Linked DNA regions of Mus musculus: region 2 is linked to region 1. A link is a loop called in an ENCODE intact Hi-C map of the cell type or tissue named here. Cell type or tissue: left cerebral cortex. All regions are shown on one strand.

The links. Hi-C counts contacts between places; a loop is a spot of excess contacts. Peaks named below come from ENCODE experiments on the same cell type or tissue, not always from the same donor. Only the 100,000 strongest peaks of a DNase experiment are listed, where the experiment ranks them.
Region 2: a loop joins it to region 1, with 8 times the contacts of the local background. A loop is called at or near these places in 6 of 42 quality-filtered maps.

Annotation. Positions count from the first base shown.
Region 1 is chr6:126,565,141-126,573,140 of GRCm38, forward strand. It overlaps Gm33449 (a long non-coding RNA gene), which reads right to left. Exons shown (of 2, transcript XR_378038.3): 2 at 1-8,000. Among named protein-coding and RNA genes, the nearest start is that of Gm33320, 11 kb to the left of the region's middle. In left cerebral cortex, no CTCF peak of the experiment used is centred here; DNase peaks (open chromatin) are centred at 2,387 and 4,898; H3K27ac peaks cover 3,462 bases.
Region 2 is chr6:126,640,628-126,648,627 of GRCm38, forward strand. It overlaps Kcna1 (potassium voltage-gated channel, shaker-related subfamily, member 1), which reads right to left and starts at 5,174. Exons shown (of 2, transcript NM_010595.3): 1 at 3,629-5,174; 2 at 1-3,259. The coding sequence starts at 2,728. The coding sequence ends at 1,241. In left cerebral cortex, a CTCF peak has its summit at 2,306; DNase peaks (open chromatin) are centred at 2,353, 2,506, 3,453, 3,770 and 4 more places; H3K4me3 peaks cover 5,320 bases; H3K27ac peaks cover 3,915 bases.

The DNA of each region.
Region 1 (8,000 bases):
TCCCTTTCAAGGGTTTGGGAGGACTAACTCAGACCTAAAGGGAAAAGCTTCAGGCTGGTCTCTCTTCCAGCGCGGTATCCCTCAGACCCTAGCTCATTCAGATGTGGAAGGGGGCAGGGCTCAGCAGAGGCCAAGGACAGGGACCTCGGCAGATAGCCTGGGTGAGTGCAGGCAGCTGGGCTCTCGTGAAGGTCAAAGTGGCAGAGAGGTCAGATGTCCTGAGAATGGAGGGCCTAGTCAGGCACGTTTCTGCCACTTAGTGGCTGAGAGGTAGGTGACTTCACTGTTAGGTCAAGGACAATGACATAATTTGTCACAGACCCAGAGAGCCCTCACTTCTTGGTCGCTGCCTCTAGAGTCAGGAGCAGCTTTTGTTCCCAGATGATAGAGTGGTAATAGGTACCTAGTCATATGGTTAGGGGCTCCCACTGAGCAAGGCCACTCTATCCTGCCACAGAGCCATTTCCTCTGCACTGACTGGCCTTTCTCCCTCAGGGAACCTAGCTTCTCCATCCCTGGTGCCTGTTCTGACCTGAGCTTGGGCCAACAGAGCTGTCCCTGCGGCAGCGACTGCAGAGAAGGCTTTGCAAGCTCATGCTCCCGCCTCTGTGGCACTGGAAGTTTCCACAAGGTTCTCTTGCTTGAAATAATGAGAAGTCCATACATAGGTTCTGCAGAACAGAAAGGAAGGGACAGGGTGGGAGAGCAGGCAGTATGTCTGTGTGCCATTACCATGGGTCAGATGGGCAGGAGCACTGAGGTGCCCACCTCTCTCCTGAAACACTGGCCTGACATTGTGAGCAAATGCATTTTGAAAGAGTGTGGGGTGGGGTGGAGTGGACATCAAAGGTGTCCAATCCTTGTCATCTGGGTGATGAAAACAGAGGCATGCCTGCTCCTTTCTCAAAATGAGCTCTCTGAAGCCTCTAGAAATGCAGGCCTTGCTTGCTGCAGTGTGACGGTCCATGGCACTCCTTTCCTTTCTGCAAGGAGAACTCAGGGACATCCCTCCCCTGTCCCTGACAAAGATGGCAATAGCCTCTGCCTCAGGGATAGAGGAAAAAAGGAGGTCCCCAGAGTCCACTGTGGCTCTCGGATAGCACGGTGTTCTGTGTCTTCAGAGGGTCTGGTCATCAGCTGGGGCTGGGTTTTCTCAGAGTAGAGGAAGCAAGATGACTCCTCAAAGGCTTTCTCAGAGTGTGAATTCAGTTACAAAATTAGGTTCCAAGTGATTTCTGATGGGGTGCGAGGGGGAGGGGGAGGCACCTAGGCACAAGGAAAAAAAAAATCTCATCCTACATGCCTCGGCATACCAAGACACCCTCAGGACTTCCTTTCTTCCAGATAAGAGTGGAGGGCAAAGGTCGCCAGCCTGACAGTTCTGTCGTCATCCCTACCAGAGACCAGGGGATGCTGATCTGCAAAGCCTCCCTCTAAGGGAAGCTGTGCTTTAGAGAAACAGGCGCGGAGACCTGTTACTTGATGTCCAGGGAATTGTGTGGTGGGACTTTGGTCTGCAGGGTGGCAGGGTTGAGAAGGACTGGGGCACCTTTAACAGTGTCTTAGAGGTTTACTGTTGTAAATAGACACCATGACCAAGGCAACTCTTATAAGAACAGCACTGAACTGTGGCTGGCTTACAGGTTCAGCCCATAATCATCAAGACAAGAACACGGCAGCATCCAGGCAGGCATGGTGCAAGCAGAGCTGAGAGTTCTACATCTTCATCTGAAGGCTGGCTTCATATGAGGAGACTGGCTTCCGGGCAGCTAGGACTAGGGTATTAAAGCCCATGCCTACAATGATACACCTATTCCAACAAGGCCACACCTCCAAATAGTGCCACTCCCTGGGCCAAACACATACAAACCATCACCGAGAGGTAGGAATCTAGGGGCTAGAGAGACAGCTCTATAGGACAAGTGCTTTTGAGCAAGCATGAGCATCACAGTCCAAACCCTAAGCACCCACAGAGACACTGGGTAAATAATCCCAGCACTCTGGAGGCAGATGGGGGGCGTCCCTGAAGAGGACCGGCTATCTAGACTATGTGTATGGGCAAGCTTTGGGTTCAAGTGAGAAACCTTGCCTTAATACATAAGATAGGGGTCCATCAAGGAAGATATACCCAGCATCCCCTCTGGCCTGCACATGCATGCATATTATCCATGTGTTCACTCGCATACGTGCAAACATGTAGGCACACAGGCCACATAATGCACACATGCAAAAATGGGGCTGTTTCTAGCAGAGGACCTCCAGGTCCATGCTGATGTGCCTTCCTTAGAAGCACTGAGAAGTTTCTCGTGGGTCTCTGGTTAGTTGTTGTGGGAAGGTTGTTATAAAAGCCCAGCTCCATCGCACTCTGTCTGAGGTGCGATCCTTCCTCCCCCTCATACTCCCGCCATCTGCCATGCGCTCTTCACCAGAGCCTGTGTCATGCTTTTCAGATTTTGAAAGCTCTAAAACTGGGAGTCAAATAAACTTCTCTTCTTTATAAAGTTAGCCTTCCTCGGCTGTTTCGTTACAGACACAAGAAGCTGACTACTACGTACAGGAGCCCTGGCCATTTACCTGGCCAGGGCTGACCTGGGATGATGGGAGGTTGGGAGAGAGGAACCATCCTTCCACTGGCTCATTCCATGTCAGAGAGGTAGAGGGCTGGGATACACTCCCAGACTGTCCCTAGGGTCAGAGCTGGCCTGACCTTTAGGATCGTGGACATAGCAAGCATGATAGTTCCGAGGCTCTGATTCTCTGTGAGATCCAAGCAAGCCAAACCTCCTCTGAATCTCATTGGTAACACCAGGCAATGCCCCTGGGTGTCCTGCTATGACAGTTCTTTGTTGTTGTTGTTGGCAGATCTCCCACAACCAACCCCCTCCCAGACAAGCCACTGCAGAAGGTTGGGAGGCAATGACCAAGTAAGCGTGGCCAGGTTTTGAAGACTGGCAGGCTCCCTGAATTATTAAAAACACAGTATTTCCTACCCTCCCGAACTCTTAGGCCCTTCGTTGGGAGGTTCTCCCTGACGCTAGTCCTCTCCTTCCTGTCTCAGTTGTATCCTCTCATTTCCTAGAAGGTGTATTCAGGATGAGACCCGTCCAGGTGCCGCCTGTCTGACCATGCCCAGGCAGGGCAGATGTCGGCTCTCCACTCACACAGCCTCTCAGTGACCCAGCAGAGATCGGAACACAGGTGCTGTCCATTTGGAGAGATGATTCTGATCCATGACTCCATCTCTGCGTCTCTCTGCGCATATAAACTCTTAAGCTCAATCAAAGGGGTCTTGTCTTGGTCTTTCCCAAATCCAAAAGGGATTAAGTATGAGAAGCAGAAAAATAGGACGAGGAAAGGAATGAAAGGGATGTTTTACGTGAGAAAATGTGAGCTTCAATCAGATCAAATGCCCCCCAGGCTGGAAACGGGGTCATCCTCATGCCCTGGGCTGCAGGGAGAAGTGCACCCTGGAGCCAGAGTGGACACTGCCAGGCCATCTGTTGGGTTTTCCCTGCATCCCATGCACACCGTGTGAGTGCCAAATCACACTTGAGGAGGCCACCTTATCTAAGTCTGGGAGGATCTGGGCCTCCAGCTATCCTGTAAGACCCCATGGCAAACAGGTTCTATGAAGACAAAGCCCAGAGAAGTCAAGACACTTGTCTAAAGCCACAGAGGAAATCTGTTCTCTTAGGAGCAGGACTCGGCACTCACACCATCCACTGAAGCCGTGATCACGCTCTGATGTCACAATGGTTTTCATGGGCTCAGAGGGGCACAGAACAAACTTGAAGGGCACTGGCACTGTTAAAGCGAAATCAGAAAGAGATTAGCTTTGGAAGAGTAGGGTAGATTCGCATAGCATGGGATTCATAGGAGAGATGAAATTTGAAGGTGGTCAGGGTTAGTGCTACTCCTTCAAGCTGTGTTTTATATGTAAGCACATGTGGACACACACGCTGAGACACAGATATCTTTGTTAGCATCTGTTGGTTTCACAGAAGTCTGAAAAGCACTAGCTTAGCCTGTAGGCGAGGCACATAGGTTCAGTCAGTCCTGGCATTGCCCTTTGGGACAGCTGTCTTAGCTCTTGCATAACTGCATAACTTTGGGCTCCACATCTGTAAAGCGAGAACACTGAGGGGCTGCATCGCAAAGGAGTATAAGAACATTCCAGCAAAATGGTGAAAAGACCACCGGACACAAAGGCAATATCAAATACTAAATACATAGAGGATGTTGCATATATGTGTTCATGATAAAGTCAAAGATACCATACATATATGGAGGTGTGTGTGTGTGTGTGTGTGTGTGTGTGTGTGATGTCTGTCCATACAGAAGAACCTGAAGCTGAAGACACTAGCTATGAGCCCTAGAAAGAATCCAACTGTATGTAAGAAGTAGGTGTTACTTGTCCTGGCCCCCTATATGCAAACCCTGCATTTCAATCCTGCATGTGGGCGTGTGCCCTAGTCTGCCACGCATGCCTGTGTTTGGAGGCTGAGTACCTTTGAGGACAAGGGACAGTTTGAGCTTCTTGACACAAAAGGGCAGAAGCTGAGAAGAGGGGGATCGTAAAGAAATGCCTGCCTCTTTAACTGCTCAGTGGTTCAGGAGTCAAGGCTCTCTCTTACTCCTCCTCCCCAGAGTACCTACATAGACCAGGGACATCGGCTGCCCTGACAGGACAGAGCTGAAGGACACAGGGAAGATGCTGGTACCACTGCAGCTTCGTGGTGGTGGTGGTGGTGGTGGTGGTGGTGGTGTTTACTTGTTTTCTGTGCAGAGTAAAACTCCTCCTGCCCCGCCCTCAGGAGGGAGGGAGGATGGAGAAGGATGCGGAGTCTCAGGATTTTTGCATCCAGGGATGTGAGTGGGTTTTATATTTAGCAGATGACTCACCTCCGAGCACATTAGTCACCGCCTCCCAGCTCCCATCCTGCAGGCGGAGTGCTGGGGATCACAGTGGGGTGAGATTAGACAAGAGATTGGGAGAAGGAGCTAGAGAGCTATGGGAAGGATGGTGGGACACAGTATGTACACAAGCAAGTACAAGAAAGAGTGGGGGGAGGGAAAGAGGGATGGAGGGAGGGACGGACGGGGATGGGGTGGACAAGACTCCAAATTAAAGGGTCCCTTAGAAGAAGGATGCTAAGTCAGGCCCAGCAAAGAAGTTCTGGAATGGTGGAGACTGACTCAGGCTTGCTTCAAGCACTCAGCCATTAAGGAGAGAAAGAGGATCCCAAGACAGAAGAGACAAAGACCCACGACACATACCAACACCTCTTCAAACCCTCCAAATGGTCCTCTACAGTGGGGTGCAAGCAGCTCACCAGCCTGAGTCTCAACGAGGGGCAGGCTAAGGCAGTGATGGGTGCCAGAGTCAATTACCATGGTGGAGACCAAAGATCCTGGATGGCCAATATCAGGAGATCTTGGGTTGCTTATGGACAATGAGGATTGGCATTCCAGCCACTCTCCTCCCTGGACTTCCTTTGCTGGGTCAAGATCTTGTCCCCAGCGGGGCCCACATGCTCCTCGTGTATATTCAGCCACAGACCCCCAAGTTTGCAGATGGAGCACTCACATATGATGTAATCTAAGACCCAGTCAAGCCTAGAAGGTTCTCTGTGCCTCAGTTTACCATTGAAACCCGAGTTGTTCACTTGGAAAGGACTATTTGCCTTATAAAACATCAGGAAAAGAACCAGATGTTACCATGACATTTTCTTGTCCAAAAAAAAAATCTGTTTCCAAAGCAGAGCTAGGCCAGAGGCAAGTCAAGAAAGCCATGCCTAGTCAGATCCCATGGCTGCAATATGGTGAATCCCAGTATTACAAACTCAATTCTTGACTTGCTCCATGGAATCTCATGGACGATACTATGACCCCGGTTCCAAGGATGGGAAACAGGGAGTTGAGAGTTCAGTGACTTAGTCACAAATGAGTGGCCAGTTCCCACTTGTCAGGACTTGAACCCAGACCTGTAACCCTAGTTTGATTTGTTGGTTTGTTTTTGCTTCTCCAAGACACCCCCAGCATCCTGTGGGTTACATCCACACCTTCCAGGGGCTGGCTTTCATAGTTACGGTGTGATTTCTCTTCCATACCATCCCTACTTCCCCTCTCCCTTCTATACATATGGCCCAAATTTTAGTTTTCAGTATGGTCCTGACTCTTCCATCTCTTCCCTCCATATCATGTGACTGTATCCTATACTTGGAAAAACCCAACCCTGCCTCAAGCTCCATCTCTCCATGTCCTGTCCTTGTCAGTCAGCATCCAGGCACTGTCAGATGCCTGGCAGGACCAGGGTTCTTGCTAGCTTCCCTCATCTGCCTGGACTTCGGGCACCTAGAGGACCATGGACGTATCATTGCCTGTTGCTCTGCATCCATCATAGCTTAGTCATATTCTTGCATCTAGAGGAAGAGTATTTCTTAACATGCAGGTTTACCATGGAAAGACACCTTCTGGGAGAGCCTCAGCATAAGCCGCTCTTCCTCAACTCACTTCCTATCCTGCAAGGCCTGCCCCACCCTGGACTGAGGTCAAGTGGTTCCATAGAAATGGAGAGTACAGTCCAACCAAGCATGTCCAGTTCTCCTAAGCCTACCTGTTACCCACTACCCCCGCCCTTAGCCAGCAGGACAATCTCCCGAATAGCAAGTTCATGGCCCTCCTTTCCCAACCCAGGTATATCCTGCTACTGCCAAGGACATCATTTTGATGGATCAGGTGCTATGAGATAAACAAATAATCAGAGACCAGTGCCAGAGGTGAGGGCAAAGGGTGCCAGAGGTGTCCTCCAGGAATCTTGGTTCACCTTCCTAATCTCTGCTTCGGTCACTGTATCTAGACATCAGAAAGAGCAGACATATCATAAACACTGCTGGAAGCATATTCAGTGAGATTGGACTTATTGAATGTGGTGAGCCAGGTGCCGGCTCATAAATCACATTTGTAGAGTGGCAGATAGGGAGCAAGATTAACTTTAATAGTACGAGTTGTGTGCGTGCAAAGAAATGAAGATGGCATGTTAGAATCACAGCCGCCGCTGTGTACCAGTCACTGTGACATGCATTGACCGTGTCTCCCTCTAATGGCAACATCTATATGATTCTAACACAAGAGTTAAGCTCAGGGATGTCAAACCATCCACCTGAAGTGACACAATTACGAGGTATATAGCCAAGACCTGCCTTGAATGGATGCTTGTTTTCATCTCCCCAGTTGAGAATTATTCCTTATAACAACCGTGTTTCAGGCCCCCAGAGAGACAAGGAGAGATTTGCTCTCAATTAAGGCACTGAAGGAAAAGAAGATAAAGAAACAGTAAGGTACCATGGAACCTTGGAGCATGCTCTGAAGTTAAAGGGCCAAAGCAGGGCAAGGTGGACACTCCTGCAACCCTAGGACATAGCAAGTTCAGAGATAGCTTGGGACATAGCAGGAAACTGTTTCTTTAAAAGTAAGTGGCTTCTCTTGAGAGGAAGCAGAGAAGAAAAAATGTTGACAGTTGTCACAGGAGGAAAGCAGAGATCATTATCAAGGCTCAACATAGCTTGTAGGTTATTAGGGAGGGACATACCAGAGATGGCATTGGCTTGGAGATTTGGCCTAAGAAAGGTCCCAAGGGAAGCAGGGGATGTCAAAGACCCAGTTTCTACCAGATGCACATGGATGTAGGGGTGAGCTTGCCCAGTTAATGTGACTATTTAATGTCTTGGAACAAAAGTGTCATGGCCCTTTCTTATGACAATACAGTCCCCAGATTCCAAGATTTGGAACAAAAAGAAGGAAATCCTCTTGTTTCATTTGCATGAACTGACTTTCTTAAAAATCTCCTTCCTGGATATCTGGAAGACGCTGTATGCCTAGCCGGGATTTCTCTTAAGGAAGAAGGAAGAAGATATTCCTAATTAGCTGGCTTCCCAGTCTAGTAGTCTGCTGGAACTTGGCTGGATGGCCAAAAACCTAATACCACAGTCACTGGGGGT
Region 2 (8,000 bases), 75 kb after region 1:
TTTCGTCCCACAGACTTGTAATTTTTAGTATTTTCTAATTTTTATCACTGAAATCATGCATTAATTAATTCAAGGTATATCTTAATCAAATAGGCCATAATGCTGACTAAGAGAACATGCTTTGAGCTCCGAAAAGGGATTGTCCCCATCTAATGTATGTACTTAAATACAGTACTTTAGTTGCTAAGAAAAGAGTTAATAAATGAAGGAGTGCACTTTTGGTGAATGCAAATGAAAAGGGCCTATATTTAGAAGAGTCAATTTCAACGTAAGCTTATTCCCTATTGTCTGGGTTAACTTTCTCGGCATGCGATTATAAAATAAATGTTATCAGATTCAAACATGCTTACCATTTAACTCTTGTGCTCTTGCAATAAGGAGGGTAAGGTTTTACATCCACTTCTGAAGGTCAGGGGTCAGGGGTCAGGATTGGTTAAAAAAAACTACATTTGGATCATCTGCAGTTGATAGAACTTAGCAGCCCTACAGATGAATCAACTCATTTAATCAAGTTACCCTTTTCTTAGAGAATAGACTGGATTTAGGAGAATGGGGCAGATAGAGAATCCCAACAGATTGGGCCCAGTATCAGATTTGCAAGGTGCTTTCTGAACCATTCTCAATTAGTCCAGATTTTGTTAACCTTGTATGCAATTCAGTTGATCAAAATAAAAGCATTGCCCCCCCCCACACTGACCACTGAAGCTGTTAGAAACTGTTCCACAGAGCACACTATCTGAAATGTGCTGTGCGGTTTGCAAAAGTTTAGAGTGGAGTTCCATGCAGATTTGAATTTTTATATTCCTAAGTGGTCATCTGATTTTTAGGGGAAAAAACAAAACAAAACAAAAATAAATAAATAAAAAAACGAAAACAAAACCTTAAGCCAAAAGATTGGAAATACTTCAGGACAAGGAAATCGTCTTATTTCACACAGACTACTTAATGGAGAGCATTTATAAGAAAATCCTCTTTCTTTTCTTTTTAATAAAAATGAAAATAGTTGGTTGTTGGGTCATTTTTGTGTTTTTGTTTTTATTTTTTGCTTTGTGTTTGGTTTTTTTTTTTTTTAATGGATCTTGAAAGCTTCAGGTTCGCCACTCCCCAAATTCACAATGCAACAATGCATTGCCAGCAAAATAAAGCATTCAAAGACTACTGCTTAGTAAAGTATCTACAGAGCGGGACAGGAGTCGCCAAGGGGTTTGTTTGGGGCTTTTGTTGGCTTGCCTGTTGCTTTTTAAACATCGGTCAGGAGCTTGCTCTTATTAACGCAGTTTTGATCAGCTGTGGTGCAGTTACCAGTTCTGATATTAGCCTGTCTGTAATGGGCTATGCTATTGTTCATATCCTCTTCGATCTCCATGTACTCAGACTTGCTGATAGTAGAGGAGCTGCGGCGGCTGAGGTCACTGTCAGAGGCTAAGTTAGGAGAACTAACATGGAGCAACTGAGCCTGCTCTTCCCCCTCAGTTTCTCGGTGGTAGAAATAGTTGAAATTGGACACAATGACAGGTACGGGCAGGGCAATTGTCAGCACACCAGCGATGGCACACAAGGAGCCCACGATCTTGCCTCCAATTGTCACAGGGTACATGTCACCGTATCCCACAGTGGTCATGGACACCACCGCCCACCAGAAAGCATCGGGGATACTGGAGAAGTGCGACTCAGCTTCTTCCGCCTCCGCAAAGTACACTGCGCTAGAAAACAGTATGACCCCAATGAAGAGGAAAAAGATGAGCAGCCCTAACTCCCTCATACTAGCTTTGAGGGTCTGGCCCAGGATCTGAAGGCCCTTGGAGTGGCGGGAGAGTTTGAAGATTCTGAACACCCTTACCAAGCGGATGACCCTGAGGATGGCCAGGGAAGTGGCCTGCTCGCCCTTCTGATTTCCCTCCTGCTCAGCTATCTCCGTGCCCAGGGTAATGAAATAAGGGATGATGGCCACAATGTCGATGAAGTTCATGATGTTCTTAAAGAAGTCTGTCTTGCTGGGGCAGGCGAAGAAGCGCACCACCAGCTCAAAAGAGAACCAGATGATACACAAGGTTTCCACAATGAAGAAAGGGTCTGTGAAGATGTTGGAAGTATAGATGACTGTGGTGTTGTCGATGCGGTGGATGGTGCCCGTGAAGTCCTTGTCGTCCTTCAGCTCAGGGAGAGTCTCCAGGCAAAAGATGACTATGGAGATGAGGATGACCATGACCGACACAATGGCAATAACCCGGGCAGGTCCTGAGCTCTCCGGATACTCAAAGAGCAGCCACACCTGGCGCTGGTACTCCTTCTCGGGTAGGGGGCGCTCCTCTTCCTTGATGAAGCCCTCATCTTCCCGGAACTTCTCCATGGCTTCCTCGCCCAACTCGTAAAATTTAATCTCCTCGGAGAACATGTCCAGGGGCACGTTGACCGGCCTGCGCAGGCGGCCCCCGGACTGGTAGTAATAAAGGATGGCATCGAAGCTGGGCCGGTTGCGGTCAAAGAAGTACTCGTTCCTCAGGGGGTCAAAGTAGCGCATGCGTTTCTTCGGGTTGCCCAGCAGCGTGTTGGGGAACTGTGCCAGAGTCTTGAGCTGCGTTTCGAAGCGCAGCCCGGAGATGTTGATTACTACGCGCTCGCAGCATTCGTGGTCGTCGTGGTCCGCCTGCCTCGGGTAGCTGCCATCCTGGGGGTGACCTGGAGCGGTCGAAGCCTCGTCCGCATTCTCCCCCGACATCACCGTCATGATGAAAGCAGGGTGCAGGGGTAGGAGGCCAGGAGAGAGCCCGGGTTGTGAAGGAGCGAGGGAGTAGGGGTGGGGGGGACCCAAGCGGCCCCCCCCACCGGAAAGTGAGTCTTCCCCACGCTCACAGGGAGGGGCTTCAGAGCCAGAAGGTTCAGAAGTCTGCAACTTTGCTAGTTATCACCTCCCCTCCTCCACTCTGCCTTTTACGCAATTTGGAAACCCCTCTCGCCTGAGGGCCCCCAGTGAAGCTTTTTTGCTACTCTTGGGGTATTTTTTGGGGGGGGGTGCTCTGTTTTTGTGTTGGTGAATGGGTTTTTCTTCCTGCTCTGATCACCTTAATGCACACCTGCCATCGCTTCCGGGGCTCGCCCCGGCTCCCCTCCCCTCCTGCAGCCCTTCTAGGACACGGTGCAGTGCCAACTCAGCAGCTCCCCAGGCCTGTCACCCACTTTGCTGCTCCTTGGCTCTCCCCCCCTCCTACCCCTCTTCGCCTGCCGCCTTCTAAGCTCCCACCGGGGCGATCGATGGACGCTGCAGAGAAATAAAAAGTGATACGAGGGTAGAAAATCAGAAGCATTCTGATGGGACGAGCCTATAGACACCGAAGAGCACAGACTACTAGCTTTTGTAAAACACATCGGACGTTTACTGGGGTTAACACATACTCACAGACAGACACACAACAGACACCCAGAAATCCAAGTTTGGAAATCTTCCATCCCACTTTTCCCAACGCCCAACAGCCGATCTGTTTACAACTTCGTAAAACTGGAGATCGGAAAAGCGCTTAGAGATACTGAAGGAGCTGCGGGTCCCGGAGAGCAACCCCGCACCCTCAGCCTCCCCCACCCTTCACCCCCAACCTCCGATTCTGCAGCCCCGAACTAGAGAGCTTCCTACCTGGCGGGCCGGCTTGGCGCAGAGGCTGTGCTGAGTCGGCGGAGAGTCTGAATGCGGCAGGTCGCCTTTGCAGCAGCCGGAACGAGCAGCCGCCACCACCGCAGCAGCGTGCGAGAGGCTCCGGGGCCCCTCGCGTTTCCCGTCCTTCTCCTCTCAGGAGTCCGATCGTTTTATCGAGCAGCTACGGAGGAAACGTCCGTACCCTACCCCCATCCTCACACGGTGCAAGCAACCTGGAGACGCTGTCCTCTCTCTGGGGAAGGGAGTCCCGGAGGATGCGGGGTGGAAAGACAAAAAGGCCACCTTCTCCGGAATCACCCAAGCAAATGGCGATAAGCTGCACTCTCGCCCCCCTCTGAACACTACGGGAGCCCTTGATTCGATCCCGAGGGAGGCGGGCGGCTCAAAGCCTGGCTCTACATGGCTCTCCGGTAACCTGCGCTACCACAGCACGGACCTCTCTCCGCGGCGCGCCGCGAGCCTTCAGCAGCTCCGAGTGGGGCAGGGAGCGTGCGGCCGCAGGTTCGCTCGGTCCATTTCTGGGCGCTGCAAGATCAGCAGAAACCTGAGAAAGCGCCTGGAATGCGGAGCAGCGATTGGCCCACCCGGGCGTGGGTTGGGGAGGGCGGGGGAGGGCAGGAGCGAGGAGGTAGATGGAAAATATGAGGGGGTGGTTTGGCAGAGGGGGGTTGTCATTCAGTTCCCATCCTTGCCTGCACAGCTTTTCTTCCGCCCCCCCCCCCGAAAAGCCCACCACCAACTCCTCTTTCCCGGCGGCCGGCAGCCCCTCCCACGCACGGCCCTCCGCTGCGAGCGACCTTCCCCGGGAATTTCACATTGGAGATGGTCAGGTCCGACGCAATGCAGGCGGTGGTGTCCCTGGCAGAACTCCTTGGACCAGTCTGCTTTAGATGCAGTCACACAGGCGATCTTGCTCCTGCATCTCGCTCCTCCGCGCCACCCCGCCTCTCCCCCAGAGGCCTCTCTGCTCAGCCCACCCTAGCCCCCCAACCCCACGCCAGCCACACTCCAAAGGGTGCAGTTTGGTAAGCGCTGCAGTTGAGGATCTCCGGGATTCATCCACACAGTGTTACTGGGAGAAGGTGGTGCCAAGTGTCTGTTTCACTTGAACCGAGGAGGGGGAGCTGAAGTTTTCTTACAGTCAGAATATTCTGAAATGCAGAGAATTTGACGGGAGGGGGAAGGGAGGCGGCGGGGGCGGACAAGCAAAGGTGTCGTGGATTTGTGGATTGTCTGCCAACTTGGTGCTAATTGGGACAAACGTGAGAAGCAAGTCGCCCAATTCGCTTCCTACCCTCAGTCCTGCCTTCCGAACCTCCCCACTCACCCACCCACCCAGTGGCCCTCTGCCGCTCAGGACCACTTTCTAGGCTCCGGACATATTCGCGCAAGGGTCACAGTGGCAGTCTGAGCAAGGGATATGCACCGCGTCCCCAGTGCCGCTGCACCTGGATACAGGCTGCACCGGAGGAGGCAGCCAGCAGCTCCAGTCCTTCCACCGCTGCGGAGCCTCTGAGGAGCCCCCAAGAATCCAGAGTCATCGCTGATTGGTTCTTGGCACGGCCTTGGTACCGCCCCTTCGCACCACCGCGGCTCGCGGCGCCTGCCGCCCACACCACCAACCTCTTTAATCAAAGTCAATGATCACATCCTCCTGGCTCTATTGTGGCTAGTAAGGCAGGGGCCTCTAGAAGGATCCCAGGGATACAGCTAGTTAAATTCCTCCTCCAGATTCAGACCCCAGCATTCCTTTCAGGGGGAAAAAAAAAAATAAGTGTTTGTTCGCTCCTCTCCTCCGGATTCCTAACCCTGCCTTTTCTTCCATGAACAGCGAGTTCTATTGCACAGTACTTCTTCCCACCTTAAACTCCACCCAGTGCACACTGGTCCCTCATCCCAGAAACTCCTTACCCCCCGCCCCCGCTCCTCTTCTGCACTGATGCTCCATTGGTGGAAAAATAATAATAAATGCGAGGCTCTGCCAAGAAATGTCAGGCATGATGGTTCGGTAGTCGCTGCAGCTAAAAAATCTCACAGTGAACCTACTGCATCAACATTTCCTTGCCTTGTCCCAGAGCTTCACTTCATCTTCCCTGCTCCGTTTTACTGCCCCCGCCCCGTCTTCCACTTCCTCCTTCCTGATCCTGAATTCTTGTTTCCTGTGCACGTCCTTGTCCTGATTCATCCCTTATTATAAGGAGATTGCCTAAGAAAAGTGTTTCAGATTACATAGCCTCCCAATTCAAAAATTCAGAGTTGTAAGTAACAGGATTACTGGATCCTCCCAAGTGGCTAATGTGATTAAAGCGGGACTTTGAACCTCCGAGGAACTGGACAAAAAGTTGTTGAGATGAGGATTCGGCGTTTTTCACATGAGTCCTCAGTTGCTAGGGGTCAGAAGGCCCTTAAACATTCAACAAAAGTTTGTTCTGCTTAGCTTTGGACCAGCCTTGTCCTAGCGCTGGGTGACCAGTGACATACAGTTCCACATCTTAGGGAGCTCACATTCAATGGGAGGCACAGAGTAAAGAAATAAACCCAGAATGTGTGTCCAGTACTAGGATGGGCTTCCAGATGGGAAAGACCTCTCTGCAGAGGGCTCATGGGAATCGGCAACCTGAAACACAGACCAATGGATAAAAGACAAATAGTTTATGAACAAACATGCAAGTCTTAACGCAACCAAAAGGTCATTGTGAACAGGAAGAAATAACAAGGAAGGTCATGGCAGGTGGACCATGGGACCCCTTAGGCTGGGAGGAAGAGGGCAACAGAAGGCATCAAAGGACATGCATCAACATAAAATGGTTGTCTTTAATGGGGAGAGTGTTGTTTGCTTATTCAATTTCCTTGTTGTTTGAAATGGTTTTACACTGAAGCCCAGGCTGGCCCTAAAAACACAGTAACTCTCCTGTTTAAACCTCCCTAGTACTGGGGTTACAGGCAGGAAGCATCCTGCTGTGTTTTGTTTGGTTTTAACTTTGAAATTATTTTATTTTTTTATCTGTGTGTCTGTTTCATGCATGGGGGCCACACACATAAACTGTGGTGCATGTGTGGAGGTCAGAGGACAGTGTATAACTGGATCCCCGAATCAGGTCTGGTGGAAAGCACCTTTAACCACAGAGCCATCACACCAACCCTGCTTTGGGGTTTTAAAAGATTTACAATCACCGTTGGCAGGCAGGGGGCTGACAGGGCCCCTCATCATAAGCACAGCTCAGATGAATGGAAGAAGAGCAGGCTCAGAAAATCTTGAACTTGGCTTTTTCAGAGGGAATGGGGATGGAATATAAAGAGAGAAGGGTTTCAATAATGTCCCCTGGGCTTCATGCCGCCATGATTGGGCAGGTGCTAACACCATGTGCTAGAGTAGAATCTGAGACAATGTCTCTCCCGTCTGAATGTGAAGCCGCTGCTATTACCTGGTCACATTGTCCTTACCTTCCCACCTCCACTGGAGAGGCTACTGGAAGAACCAGCTCTGCACACAGCCCCATTTTACTTCCTGTGGTTGCTACACAGCAATGAGTGGAGCCGGTTTCCCATAAACTACAAAAAGGCCCCAGAGAGCCAGACCGCCACCTGGAAATAAAATATTATCTCCATGAAGCAGTGGGAGCATAAGGGATGCAAGCTAGGATGCAGCTGTAGTGAACTGCTCTACCTTCTGCCTTCTGAGGGCCAACCAGCCACATGGCCCAGGGACAGGCTGTGTCTGTGTTCCTGAGGCTATGGCCAACTTGGTCATTTGTGTCTTTGTTTCTGATCCCTACTCACATATTCTCACGACCTGGGATAACAGCATCTACTAACTCTTTAGCACTTAGTCCCTGTCCCTGGTAATGTTTCATGGGGACCTTCACTGAGGCTAGGGAATCAAAGCTTGTTTAGAGAGTGTTAAGTTTGAAATGACAGTGAAATATGTATGTTGAACATACATGGGTTGTAGAGGCGGGACTAGGTACAATGGGAGAGAGGTGGGGCTAGGTACAGTGAGTTTCTCATCAACAAAGATGGCATTTGGGCTGGAAGCTTTTCTGTTGTGGAAGATTTTATAGTGTTCAGCATTCCTCTCCTGCAAGATACCAGTAGCAACCTACCCCCAGTTGCCACAACCCAAGTAGTCTCCAACCATTATTAGGGAAAACTTCAGTTGGGAACCTCAGAAGTAGATGATCCTCAGAGACAATCCTTGAGCTTGAGCCTGAGCATGGAAAGACAGGAAATGCACTTGCTTCTTGTACTCCAGGATACTCTAATACCAGGAGCCCAGGGAAGGAAGGAAGGAAGGAAGGAAGGAAGGAAGGAAGGAAGGAAGGAAGGAAAAGGGAAGGGAAGGAAAAGGGAA